Regions from separate parts of the Homo sapiens genome. Here region 2 is linked to region 1. A link is an interaction called in ENCODE POLR2A ChIA-PET data of the cell type or tissue named here. Cell type or tissue: HepG2. All regions are shown on one strand. Each heading gives the region's core, and the rest is flanking DNA. Links, peaks and the distances in the headings are about the cores only. Region 1 has its middle 14 kb from the start of TXLNG. Region 2 overlaps CTPS2 (CTP synthase 2).

Region 1 (6,752 bases), core at 1,161-6,160:
ATTTTTCAGTCCATGGATTAGCTGGTGCCACCCAGATCAATAAACTGGCTCATCTGGTGTTGTGGCCCCCACCCAGGAACCGACTCATTGCTAGAGCACAGCTTCGACTGACCTCCTAGGATTTCATCTCTGACCCGACCAATCAGCACTCCCCACTCCTTAGCCCCATACCCACCAAATTATCCTTTAAAAACCTCAGTTTCCAAATCTTCAGGGAGACTGATTTCAGGAATGTGAAACCCAAAAATCTGAGACAGGCCTCAGTTAATTTAGAAACTTTATTTTGCCAAGGTCGAGGATGTGTGCCTGTGACACAGCCTCATGAGGTCCTGACAACATGTGCCCAACGTGGTCAGAGCACAGCTTGGTTTCATACATTTTAGGGAGACATGAGACACCAATCAACATATGTAAGATGAACATTGGTGTGGTCCGGAAAGGCGGGACAACTGGAAGCAAAAGCGCACAACTCGAAAGGGGAGAGGGCTTTCAGGTCACAGGTAGATGAGAGACAAACCGTTGCATTGAGTTTCTGATTAGCTTTTCCAAAGGAGGCAATCAGATATGCATTTATCTCAGTGAGCAGAGGGATGGCTTTGAATAGAATGGGAGGCAAGTTTGCCCTGAGCAGTTCCCAGCTTGAATTTTCCCTTTAGCTTAGTGATTTTGGGGGCCCAAGATATTTTCTATTCACAGTAATAATAAAACTCCGGTCTCCTGTTCAGCCAGCTCTGTGTGTATTAAACTCTATTGCAATTCCCTTGTTTTGATAAATCGGCTCCATCTGGGCAGTGGGCAAAATGAACCCATTGGGTAGTTACAAAGAGAGAAGCACTGGTCAAGGGTCTCTGTTGTTTTAAAAGCCTTGTGTAATTTGACTTCTAAAATTAAGGACATGCATCTTTTTTTTTTTTTTTTTTTTGAAACGGAGTCTTGCTCTGTCGCCCAGGCTGGAGTGCAGTGGTGCGATCTCGGCTCACTGCAACCTCCGCCTCCAGGGTTCAAGCTATTCTCCTGCCTCAGCCTCTCGAGTAGCTGGGATTACAGGCACCTGCCACCATGCCCAGCTAATTTTTGTAGATTTCTTTTAATACCTAATTTTGACACGGGTATGGGGAAAAAGCATAAAAATACTGTAGATGGGAGTGTAAAATTGTTAAATCTTTCCAAATGGCAGTCGGGTAACAAGCATCAAAATGTTAAATGTGAGGAACATTTAACCCGACATTTCTACTCTTGGAATTTATGCTAAGGAAGCAATTAGACAAGCAAGACTTTGAGTATACAATAGAAAAATTGGCAGGTACCTATATGTCATACACCAGAATCTTGATTTGAACAAATGGTGGTTCATCCACATGATGGAATTGTGTGCAAATATTTTAAGTGATATATTTTATACCCACCAGATGGTCAAAAATGTAGAAGTCTGAAGGCTGGGTGCAGTGGCTCACGCCTGTAATCCTAAGACTTTGGGAGGCTGAGGTGGGCAGATTGCCTGAGCTCAGGAGTTGAAGACCAGCCTGGGCAACATGATGAAACCCCATCTCTACGAAAATACAAAAATTAGCTGGGCATGGTGGTGCGCGCCTGTAGTCCCAGCTGCTTGGGAGACTGTGGTGGGAGAACCACTTGAACCTGGGAGGCAAAGGTTGCAGTAAGCCGAGATCGTGCCACTGCACTCCAACCTGGGTGACAGAGTAGACCCTATCTCAAAAAAAAAAAAAAAAAAAAAGTAGAAGTCTGAAAATATCAAGAGTTAGTAAGCATGTGAAACAACAGGAACATCGACGTGCTATTGGCGCAACTATGCACTGGCACAATCTCTTTGGAAGTAAGCCAAAACTGGCATTACTTCAATGAAAAGTTGAATATGTACTTCTCTTTGCCCAGCAAGCAGTTCCTCTCCTAGGGAATACCAAATGGTATTAACCACTTATGAAAATAACTACCATTACTTAGTAAAGTGGAAGATAAAAACATCATATGGCATGTGCTAGTAGGTGGCACATGCACGACTGTCAATAAAAGTGATGTTCTAGTGACCTCAGGCTGCACCCAACCCAAATGTGCATCAACAGTAGAATGGAATTATAATGACAGTGTGATAACCATAGCAAAGAGCCAAGAACACGAAAAAATAACAGCTGTGCACAGTGCTGTGAGTGAATCTATGAATCTCATAAATGTAATGTTAAACAGAAAATGCAAGATTGGAGAGAAGACCTACGTAAACTCCAAATACAGGTACAACTATACTACATATGTAGTAGAACTAAAAGAAACAGCTACCATAAAAGTCAGATATTACATAGCATAAGAGAAATCAAGAAACTACAGCTACATAAAACAAGGAGAAGACAGGTCCCAACATTACACACCTCAATAAAACACCCAGTTAAAACTCTACTCACTGGGCCTGGTGGCTCATGCCTATAATCCCAGCACCTTGGGAGGCCAAGGCTAGCAGATCCCTTGAGCCCAGGAGTTCTATACCAGCCTGAGCAACATAGTGAGACCCCATCTCTAATAAAAATACAAAAAATTCACCAGGTATGGTGGCATGCACTTGTAGTCCTAGCTACTCGGGAGGCTGAGATGGGAGGATCACTTGAGCCTGGGAGGTCAAGGTTGCAGTGAGCTGTGATTGCACCACTGTACTCCAGCCTGGGCGACTGGGCAACTGTCTTAAAAAACAAACAAACAAACAAAAACCCAACAAAGACTGTCTCAAAAAACAAACAAAAAACCCCCAACAAACTCTACTTAGTTTTATTTTTGCTTAAATCTTTAATAAAAGGGAAAGCCAGGCACAGTGGCTCATGCTTGTATCCCCGCTGTGGGAGGATCACTTGAGCCGAGGAATTTGAGACCAGCCTGACCAACAAAGTGAGACGCTGTCTCAAAAAAAAACAAATAAAAAAAAACAAATAATTAAAATGTAAAAATAAAAAACTAGCTGGGCATTTACCATTGTGGCAAGAGGGTGGTCTAAGCCCAGGAGGCCGAGGCTACAGCGAGCCATATTTGTACCACTACAATGCAGTGTAGGTAGCAGAACAAGATCCTGTCTCATAAAATAGTAACAGAATTAAAAAAAAAAAAAAAACGACTAACTCTATTAATCTAAAAACAAGAAAAAACAACAGCAAGCTTGGAAAGGCAGTTGCCAGGTAACAGCCACCTCTGGTACACTGAGGGTGAAATTAAGCCCAGCTCAAATACATACAGCACTTCTTTCAGGCGAATGTGTAAGGAAAAGTATCATTCTTCAAAACAGCAGGTTTAAAGGACACCTACGGCTTTTAACTTGTAAATATATTGCATGCAGTGCACCATGGTTATGCAAATGAAGCTGAGTCATTGCCCTATAGATTAATGCCGTAGCTCCCAAGCATGGCTGCAGCCTGCAAGGTAGGGAAAAGGCCCAGTCCAGAGTCCACCCGGGAAACTCAACCAATTTGTTTTGTTCACCGATGCCCTGACTGTGATTTCTTTTGGATAAAGGATTTCTTGAATGCTTTCAAAAATGACGTCCAAGCGCTACATTTGACATAAGAGAAGGTTCACAATATAATGTTAAATGAAATATAAAAGGCAATTTACAAAAATATTTAATACGATTACACTTTTTCTTCCAAAAATGCCCGTGTATGTGTGTGTTGGGCATGCTTTTGTGTTACCGGTGGAGGGTGTCCACGTTCTTGGCGTTTTGAACAAAGAATTGGACAAAACGCACAAAGCAAGGAAAGAATGAAGCAACAAAAGCAGAGATTTACTGAAAACAAAAGTACATTCCACAAGGCTGGAGCAGGCCTAGTACAGGGGCTCAAGAGCCCCAGAATTTTCTGGAATTTAAATACCCTCTAGGGGTTTCCCATTGGTTACATGGTGTACACCCTATGTAAATGAAATAGCGGCCTGCAATCAGTCTGTTTGGTTGTGGAAAGCAACCAATCAGAGGATGAAGTGTAGTTACAAAGTTACACTCACTCCTATGCAAACGTCTGATTGGCTACAGAAAGCAACCAATCAGGCTGGGCGTGGTGGTTCACGCCTGGAACCCCGGCACTTTGGGAGGCCAAGGCGGGTGGATCACCTGAGGTCAGGAGTTTGAGACCAGTCTGGCCAACATGAGGAATTATCTCTACTAAAAATAAAAAATTTAGCTGGGCGTGGTGGCACGTGCCTGTAATTCCAGCTACTTGAGAGGCTGAGGCACAAAAATCGCCTGAACCTGGGAGGCAGAGATTGCAGTGAGCCAAGATCGTGCCACTGCACTCCAGCCTGGGCCACAGAGGTAGACAACTTCCCCACCCCCCTAAAAAAAAAAAAAAAAAAAAAAGAAAGAAAGAAAAGAAGGCAACCAATCAGAAATGCTTTCAATTTTCCATCTGCCGCACAGAAAGGTGGGGTGGGGGTGGGGTGGATTTGCAAAGGGAGTAGTTTACAATCCTTTTGTTATTTACCTGTGGAAAGTTGGGATGTTCCTTTTGACTTAGTTTTTTTTTTTTTTTTTTTTGAGACGGACTTCACTCTTATTGCCCAGGCTGGAGTGCAATGGCACGATCTCGGCTCACCGCAACCTCCGCCTCCCGGGTTCAAGCGCTTCTCCTGCCTCAGCCTCCTGAGTAGCTGGGATTACAGGTATGCGCCACCATGCCCGGCTAATTTTGTATTTTTAGTAGAGACAGGGTTTCTCCATATTGGTCAGGCTGGTCTCAAACTCCCGACCTCAGGTGATCTGCCTGCCTCGGCCTCCCAAAGTGCTGGGATTACAGGCGTGAGCCACCGCGCCCGGCCATTGACTTAGTTCTAGAAAGCCAGCTTGAATCGGCCTTAGGTTCCCTGCCTCCGGACCCTATTCTCCTGCCTCATATGCATAGAAAAGACTCGGGAGGCTTACACCAAAATGGCGGCTATATCTTTTTTTTTTTTTTTTTTTGAGACGGAGTTTCGCTCTTGTTGCCCAGGTTGGAGTGCAATGGCGTGATCTCGGCTCTCCGCAACCTCCGCCTCCCGGGTTCAAGCGATTCTCCTGCCTCAGCCTCCCAAGTAGCTGAGATTACAGGCATGTGCCACCACACCGGGCCAATTTTGTATTTTTAGTAGAGACGGGGTTTCTCCATGTTGGTCAGGCTGGTCTCGAACTCCCGACCTCAGGTGATCCGCCCGCCTTGGCCTCCCAAAGTGCTGGGAGTACAGACGTGAGCCACCCGCACTTGGCCATCTTTTTTTTATATATTTTTTTAACTATTTGTGGTTATGTTTTTGGGAATTTCTGTGCTTAACATAGTAGGAAAAATAAGAAAAATCGGTAATAATTTACATTTCCTTTCCTCAGACCTGGAAGCAGGCATTTCTTCAAGGAATCTTGATTCCTTTTGATGGGAAAAGCTATTTACTCTTCAAGAATTGTCAGCCTGGCGTGGTGGCTCACGCCTGTAATCCCAGCACTTTGGGATGCCAAGGCAGGAGGATCACCTGATGTCAGGAGTTCAAGACCAGCCTGAACAACATGGTGAAACCCCGTCTCTACTAAGAATACAAAATTAGCCAAGCGTGGTGGTGGTGCATGCCTGTAATCCCAACTACTTGGGAGGCTGAGGCAGGAGAATTGCTTGACCCCAGGAGGCAGAGGTTGCAGTGAGCCAAGATGGGGCCATTGCACTCCAGCCTGAGCAACAAGAGTGAAACTCTGTCTCAAAAAAAAAAAAAAAAAGAATTGTCCTGCAGACTGGGGGCAGTGGCTCACACCAATCCCAGCACTTTGGAAGGCCAAGGAGGGAGGATCCTTTGAGCCCAGGAGTTCAAGACCAGCCTGGGCAACATAGTAACACCAAGTCTCTACCAATAAAATGAAATAAATAAATAAAAATTAGCCAGGCATGGTGGTGCATGCCTCTAGTCCCAGCTATTTGGGAGGCTGAGGTGGGAGGATCACTTTGCTACCCGGGAAGAGTGTCCAGGTTCTTGGCGTCTTGAGCAAAGAATTAGACAAAACGCACAAAGCAAGGAAGGAATGAAGGGATTTATTGAAAATGAAAGTACACTCCACAGGGTTTGAGCAGGCCCAAGCATAGCTCAAAGGCCCTGTTTCAGAATTTTTGGGAGTTTAAAAATAACCTCTACTTGAGGTATGCCCTATGTAAATGAAGAGGATAAAGTAAAGTTACAATCATTTACTTGGCCTACGCCCTATGGAGAGGCTATTTCCTGTCATAGCTGAAGTGTGAATCGGCCTTATATTCCCTACCTCCAGATCCTATTTTCCTGCCTCAACTTGAGCCCTGGAGGTAGAGGCTGCAGTGAGCTATGATCACACCACTGCACTCCAGCCTTGGTGACAGAGCAAGACTTGTCTCACAAATTAATAATTAAATAAAAAGTAAATAAAATATGACATTGATCAAAACTTCATTAGTAGTATTAGAAGACAAAGTTGAGATCATCTACAAAGTACAGATGTTTCCTGACTTATGATGGCGTTATGTTCCAATAAACCCATCAGAAGTTGAAAATATCATAAGTGGAAAATGCATTTAATACACTTAACCTGGCCGGGCGTGGTGGCTCATGCCTGTAACCCCAGCACTTTGAGAGGCCAAGGCGGGTGGATCACCTGAGGTCAGGAGTTCGAGACCAGCCTGGCCAACATGGTGAAACCCCTTCTCTACTAAAAATACAAAATTAGCCAGGTGTAGTGGCACATGCCTGTAGTCTCAGCTACTCGGGAGGCTGAGATAGAAGAA
Region 2 (6,752 bases), core at 1,090-6,089, 77 kb before region 1:
AAGCAGCTACAGACAATATGTAAATGAATGGGTGTGACTGCATGCCAATAAAACTTTACTTACAAAAACAGGCAAGCAAGTTGTGGGCTGTTATTTGTCAACCTCTGACAGAGACTACTGGTGATGACTGGATCACCTGCTATAAGGACACATCACTGTTTAGACTAAAAATAAGAGCAGCGGACTGGGCGTGGTGCAATCCCAGCACTTTAGGAGGCCAAGGCAGGAGGATTGGTTGAACCCAGGAGTTCGAGACCAGCCTCAGTAACATAGCAAAACCCTGTCTCTACAAACACACACACACACACACACACACACCACACAAAAATTAGTGCGCTGTGGTAGCGTGCACCTCTAGTATCAGCTACTCAAGAGGCTGAGGTGGGAGAATCACTTCAGCCCAGGAGGCAGAGGTTGCAGTGAGCCAAGATCACACCACTGTACTCCAGCCTGGGCAACAGAGCCAGACCCCGTCTCAAAAAGAAAAAAAGAGCAGTGATAACCCATCACAGGGTTATCATTGATAGCAGGGTCACAGGAAAATCCCAAGGTTTCACCTTCATTCTAAAGAATCCAGGAATCATATAAATGACAGGACATCACACTTGCCCAACTATCAATGTGGCCCATCAAATGAGAGCCTAGGGAAGAACAGATTGAAGCAACACTTGAGGCTAAGGGAATAAGCCTTTTCCGGCTCCCAGATAGAAAAACCTCATTGTCACAGGAGCCGTTTGAGAATGAGAAAGGACTTAGATGATGATAAAGATAAAGAAGTGAAGGGCAGCCAGGCATGGTGGCTCTTGGCTGTAATCCCAAGCACTTTGGGAGGCTGAGGCGGGCGGATCACCTGAGGTCAGGAATTCAAGACCAGCCTAGCCAACATGACAAAACTCTGTCTCTACTAAAAATACCAAAATTATCCAGGTGTGGTGGCATGTGCCTGTAGTCCAGATACTCTGGAGGCTGAGACAGGAGAATCGCTTGAACCCAGGAGGCGGAGGTTGCAATGAGCCAAGACTGCACCACTGCACTCCAGCCTGGGTGACAGAGCAAGACTCCGTCTCAAATTAAAAAAAAAAAAAAAAAAGAAGTGAAGGTCCTGCTCCCAGAGACCTTCAGGATAGACTTACCCACTGTCCTCAACTCACCAGATCTGGAGACAGGCCTAAACCCCTCAGTGCGCGGACGCTGTTTTGGGTGGGTTTGGTTTTTTGTTCTCCGGTAGCACTGAGCTGAAAAAAAATGGGGTCCCGTCAGCACACTGGACACTAGCTCCTATGGATGATTAATGGTGCCCCACTTTCAAATGCAGGACACATAGAATATCATAGGAAAACTTATCAAAGTTGCTGTCCACATACTTATCTGGAAAGCCCACCTGTGGGACAAGGCTAACGTGGATATTACAGAAATTCTCTCTTTTCGCCTTAAACTGGAATTGTCTAAACGCCTCCACAAACGGCATTCCTTCGATGTCTCCAATGGTGCCTCCCAGCTGGGAATGGAAAACAAACAAAAAAAGACACAAATGACCACACATCTCCCACAGTACACAAGCTAATAAAAAGAGTTCTTAATAAACCGAGCATGAGAACTAAAGTTTGATGGTTACACAGAGGTTTATAAATACGTTCAAAATCACTAAATTGTGGCTGGGTATGGCGGCTCACACCTATGATCCCAGCGCTTTGGGAGGCCAAGGCAGGAGGATCACTTGAGCCCAGGAGGTCAAGGCTGCAGTGAGTCATGATCATCCCACTGCATTCCAGCCTAGATGACAGAGCGAGACCCTTTCTCTGAAAAAATATAAAAATAAAAAATAAAACTTCAAAAAAGATTTCTCCACGTGTATACTCTTCAGTAGCCCATTGCTTCATTAAAACTAACAATAAGGCCAGGCGCAGTGGCTCATGCTTGTAATCCCAGCACTTTGGGAGGCCGAGGCGGGCGGATCACAGGTCAGGAGATCGGGACCATCCTGGCCAACATGGTGAAACCCTGTCTCTACTAAAAATACAAAAATTAGCTGGACGTGGTGGGGCACACCTGTAGTCCCAGCTACTCGGGAGGCTGAGGCAGGAGAATCGCTTGAACCCAGGAGGCAGAGGTTGCAGTGAGTCGAGATCACACCGTTGCACTCCAGCCTGGGCGACAGAGCGAGACTCCATCTCAAAACAAAAACAAAAACAAAAAACTAGCATCAAATCTCCTTAATGCAGCCAACAAAAGGCTCTCAGGACCTGGCCCTTGCACTGAGTCTCCAATGCCATCTGGTCCCCTCCCCGCTGGCCTCTTGGGTACTCCATGCTCTTCCTTCCTGCTCCTTAAGCCCTCCTACCCTCCTTCTTCATCTACAGCAACCTCTTTATCCTCCAGTCCAAGAGAGATGCATCCTCCTTGGAGGGCGGACTCTGACCCTCCTTGGAGGGCAGACTCTGACCCCCCACCTAAAGCAGCCTATATCCCACTAGCCCTTGTCACAGCACTGTACCCATCCTAGGAATTCAGCACAAGTTGCCTCTATTTCATTTCCGTCTTTGTTTCCTGGCTCTCTACCCCACTAGACTGTAAGCCCCATGAGGGCATGAGCCCAGTACCCTGCATGCAGCACTGGAGGTTTAGTTTAGTAGTCGGGCCAGGACAGAAAGGTCCTGAAATTCAATATAAGCCCTAAGGAACAGTGTTCTAGTACCTGTTACCAAAATTACAGCAGAACCAAAGCCAGGGCTGGGTGCAGTGGCTCACACCTGTAATCCCAACACTTTGGGAGGCAGGTGTATCACTTGAGCACAGGAGTTTGAGACCAGCATGGGCAACAAAGTGAGACCTTGCCTCCACAAAAACATAAAAAATTAGCTGGGCATGGCGGCACGGCGCCTATGGTCCCAGCCACTCAGGAGGCTGAGGTGGGAGGATCGCTTGAGCCTGGAGAAGTCCAGGCTGCAGTGAGTCATGATCATACCACTGCACTCCAGCCTAGGGAACAGAGTAAGACACTGTCTCTTTAAAAAACAACAACAACAACAACAACAACTCAACGAAATGAAAACATCACATGCAATCAGGAACTTGGCAGGGGTGAAGTGAGTGTAAGTACCCACTAAATACAAGGCACCAAAATCTAATTTTTGAAAATCATTTATTTTTTCTAAGGAAAACCAGAGGTCTGCACTTAAACTAAACCGTGTGCTTCCATCTTGTGTTTTGATGGGGATTCTCTGGGGGGTCAATAATAGTGAATGCCAAAAGGAGGCCAACTTCAAACATTATCAGCTTCTGCCCTCACGTGGTCAGCAGCGGTACTACAGTCTCCCTGCTAATTCAGAAGTTCCCATTACCATACCTCTAGGTCACCCACATTATCGTGTTCAGAAACCTTCAATATTACTACTGGAATAGTTTGAAGTTAACTGTTGCCCCAGATAAAAGGGAAAATATCACCTATAACAATACTTTATGCTGAAATGGAAGCAGCAGCAAATTTATGAGATGTGCAAAGTTGTTTTTGCCTTTGTCTTTAATGAAAGTCTTTTTTCTTTTTCTTTTTTTATTTTTATTTATTTATTTATTTATTTTTGAGATGGAGTCTCGCTCTGTTGCCCAGGCTGGAGTGCAATGGCGCGATGTCGGCTCACTGCAAGCTCCGCCTCCTGGGTGCACGCCATTCTCCTGCCTCAGCCTCCTGAGTAGCTGGGACTATAGGCGCCCACCACCACGCCCGGCTAATTTTTTGTATTTTTAGTAGAGACGGGGTTTCACCGTGTTAGACAGGATGGCCTCGATCTCCTGACCTCGTGATCCACCCGCCTCAGCCTCCCAAAGTGCTGGGATTACAGGCGTGAGCCACCACACCCGGCCCTTTTTAAATTTTTTTTAAAGACAGAGTCTCGCTCTGCCACCCAGGCTGGAGTGCAGTAGTGAGATCATGGCTCACTGCGGCCTCAAACTCCTGGGTATAAATGATCCTCCTGCCTCAGCCTCCCAAGTAGCTGGGACTACAGACCTGCACCACCACACTTGGCTGAGTCTTCTTTTTTGGAAAATAAACAAGAAGAAAGAAAACTGTTATTCCTTTAAGACAAGCATAAATTATTTCAGGTTCATGCCAAGATAACTCGTACTAATATAAATAAAACCTGTCAGCTCCACTGGTATGAGAAGTTGAGGTCTCACTCATAAAAATGGCTTTGAAGACATTTCAACAGCTCCTCTATGATTAAAACTAAAAATCAGCTTTGGCAGTCCTTCTTCAAAAGCTTAAATGGTGCACAGACACAACTGTTGAACACAACTTACAATCAACCAAAGAGGATGGTTGACCACTAGTATCCAATAAGCAAATATAAACATCAGGGTTATAACGGAGAAGGGGTTCTGTTTGTCAGTTTCCCTGTTTCCATGAAATTTAAAATCCAGCCAATGAGCTCCTGGAGAGCAGGAGTCAGATCACACTCAACCTCACATCCTTAGCAGCTATCATCAGGGCTAGTACATATTAAGTGCTAAATTAATCATTGTGAAGACAAGTCAATTCAAGGGTAGAATAAGAAATAAAATTAAAAATTTGCCAGGCATAGTGGTGGTACACTGTAGTCCCAGCTACTTGGGAGGCTGAGGCAAGATGATTGGTTGAGCCCAGAAGTTTGAGGCTGCAGTGGGCTTTGATCGCACCTGTGGATAGCTACTGCACTCCAGCCCGAGGCAACATAGCGAGACCCTATCTATAAAAAATAAATAGCCAGTAACTTTATCAGTTCTACTATTAACAAAATGGATCTTCTACATATCATGATATCTGCTAACACTTACATTGATGACAATAATAATAGCTAACTTATGTTCACTGAGCACTTCCTAAATGCCAGACATTGCAAAGTGCTCTGATACATTGCATTTAATCCCCAATCCTGTTATTATCTTATTATTATAATATTATATTATTACATTATTACAAATGAGGACGTTGAAACTGTGAGAATTTTCCAAAAGTCATACAGGCATCTTAATAATAGCTAATAATTTTTAAGCACTTACTATATCTGTGACACCATTCTAAGCACTAAGTGTAGAGACTTATTTAATCTTCAAAACAATGAGTTACAAATGAGTTAAATGAGTTAAAGAGGCACAGAGAGGTTGAGCAAACTTGCCCAAGGTCACCCCCTCCTCCCCATAAGTGACCTTGCTAGGCTACAAACCCAGACAGTTTGCCTCCAGACTCTTAATCACTGAGCTATACGTGGCTCAGGGGTCACTGCAGAAATACAAACTGAGGCAGCCTGACTCTAAGAACCAAATTGGTCATTATTCTGCTCTTTCGCCCGGCAATTAAGCCAACTGACATTTAGAGGAGGAGGATATGGATGTTATTGTCATTCTGCACGTGGAGAGGAAGGGAACAAGGTGAAGGAAGTAAACAAGTGGCAAGTTCAAATACGACTTTTTTTTTTTTTTTTTTTTTTTTTTAAATTAAGACAGGGTCTGGCTCCATCACCCAGGCTGAAGTGCTGGTGCAATCACTGCTCTCTGCAGCCTCAACCTCCCGGGCTCAAAAGATCCTCCCATCTCACCTTCTCAAGTAGCTGGGACTACAGGTGCGTACCAACATGCCTAGCTAATCTTTGTAGTCTCTGTAGAGACGGGTTTTCGCCATGTTGCCCAGGCTGTCTCAAACTCATGGACTCAAGCAATCCTCCCACCCTGGCATCTGAAAATGCCGGAATTGCAGGCATGAGCCACCTCGCGCAGCCACTAGCTTCTTTCTTTAAACAGCTGATACTAATCACTTATCACCGCTACCATCTGACTTCCCTAACCCAGTGTCTCTTTACACTTCCAAAGCACTTCGGAAATACTTTTCAAATAGTATGCACTAGAATGCAGTCTGTTGTGTGTAGACAGGGTTGTCTGCAAGCTCCCCAAGGTCAGAGACTGTGCCCATCCCAGGCCCCGGCACAGAAGAGGCCCTCACATTGACTTTATCAGCAGCTGATCAGTCTCCACAAGCAGATCACTGCACGTCCACCCAGGAGTAGGTGTGATTGTCTGTCTAATGCCAATCTTGCCCACTCACTTGTGACCACAAAGACAGAAGCCATCTATGTTGTTTCTTGCTGTGACCCCACCTCCTAGCCCAGTGTCCAGCACTCAGGAGGGCGTGTGTAAGTATTTGTCAAATAAATGAAGATCAGATGCTCAAAGACCCAGCAGGATATAATTTTATAAAGAAAGTTCTATGCTTGCCTCAATAACGCATATTTGGGGCTCTTCCTTATTACCATCCACCGGCACCTTGGCTTGATTCATAACCCACTCCTGGACAGCATCAGTAATGTGAGGGACAACTGTAGAAAGAAGTATTAATACAAAAGTTTATTCCATGCTCATGAGAAAAGAATGTGCTTTAGGCCTCCCCAATCACCTGAAAGTCACCTGGCAAGTTACCCTGACATATTTTTGGAAAATGAAAAGAAAAAAACGCAACAATTTTAAAAGAATTAGAACTTGTAGAGCGCAGGGACTGTGACATTTTCAGTTCTACTTGGTTTTTTTGGCTTTGTTTTGTTTTTTTTTTTTAAGATGGAGTCTCACTCTGTCGCCCAGGCTGGAGTGCAGTGGCACGATCTCGGCTCACTGCAATCTCTGCCTCCTGGGTTCGAGCAATTCTCCTGCCTCAGCCTCCCGAATAGCTGGGATTACAGGCATGCGCCACCATGCCTGGCTAATTTTTGTATTTTTAGTAGAGATGG

Evidence for each region. ChIA-PET counts read pairs that join two places held together with the same protein. Peaks named below come from ENCODE experiments on the same cell type or tissue, not always from the same donor. Only the 100,000 strongest peaks of a DNase experiment are listed, where the experiment ranks them.
Region 2: POLR2A ChIA-PET joins it to region 1 with 13 read pairs; 3 of 35 experiments call an interaction of 5 or more read pairs at or near these places.

Annotation. Positions count from the first base shown.
Region 1 is chrX:16,768,703-16,775,454 of GRCh38, forward strand. No RefSeq gene overlaps it. Among named protein-coding and RNA genes, the nearest start is that of TXLNG, 14 kb to the right of the region's middle. RefSeq lists enhancers at 2,776-3,301, 3,302-3,827. In HepG2, for the core only: no CTCF peak of the experiment used is centred there; DNase peaks (open chromatin) are centred at 2,979, 3,389 and 3,929; H3K4me3 peaks cover 583 bases.
Region 2 is chrX:16,691,990-16,698,741 of GRCh38, forward strand. CTPS2 (CTP synthase 2) reads right to left here. Exons shown (of 19, transcript NM_175859.3): 4 at 6,247-6,347; 5 at 1,382-1,498; 6 at 1,152-1,235. Among named protein-coding and RNA genes, the nearest start is that of CTPS2, 17 kb to the right of the region's middle. In HepG2, for the core only: a CTCF peak has its summit at 3,296 (motif pointing left); a DNase peak (open chromatin) is centred at 3,292.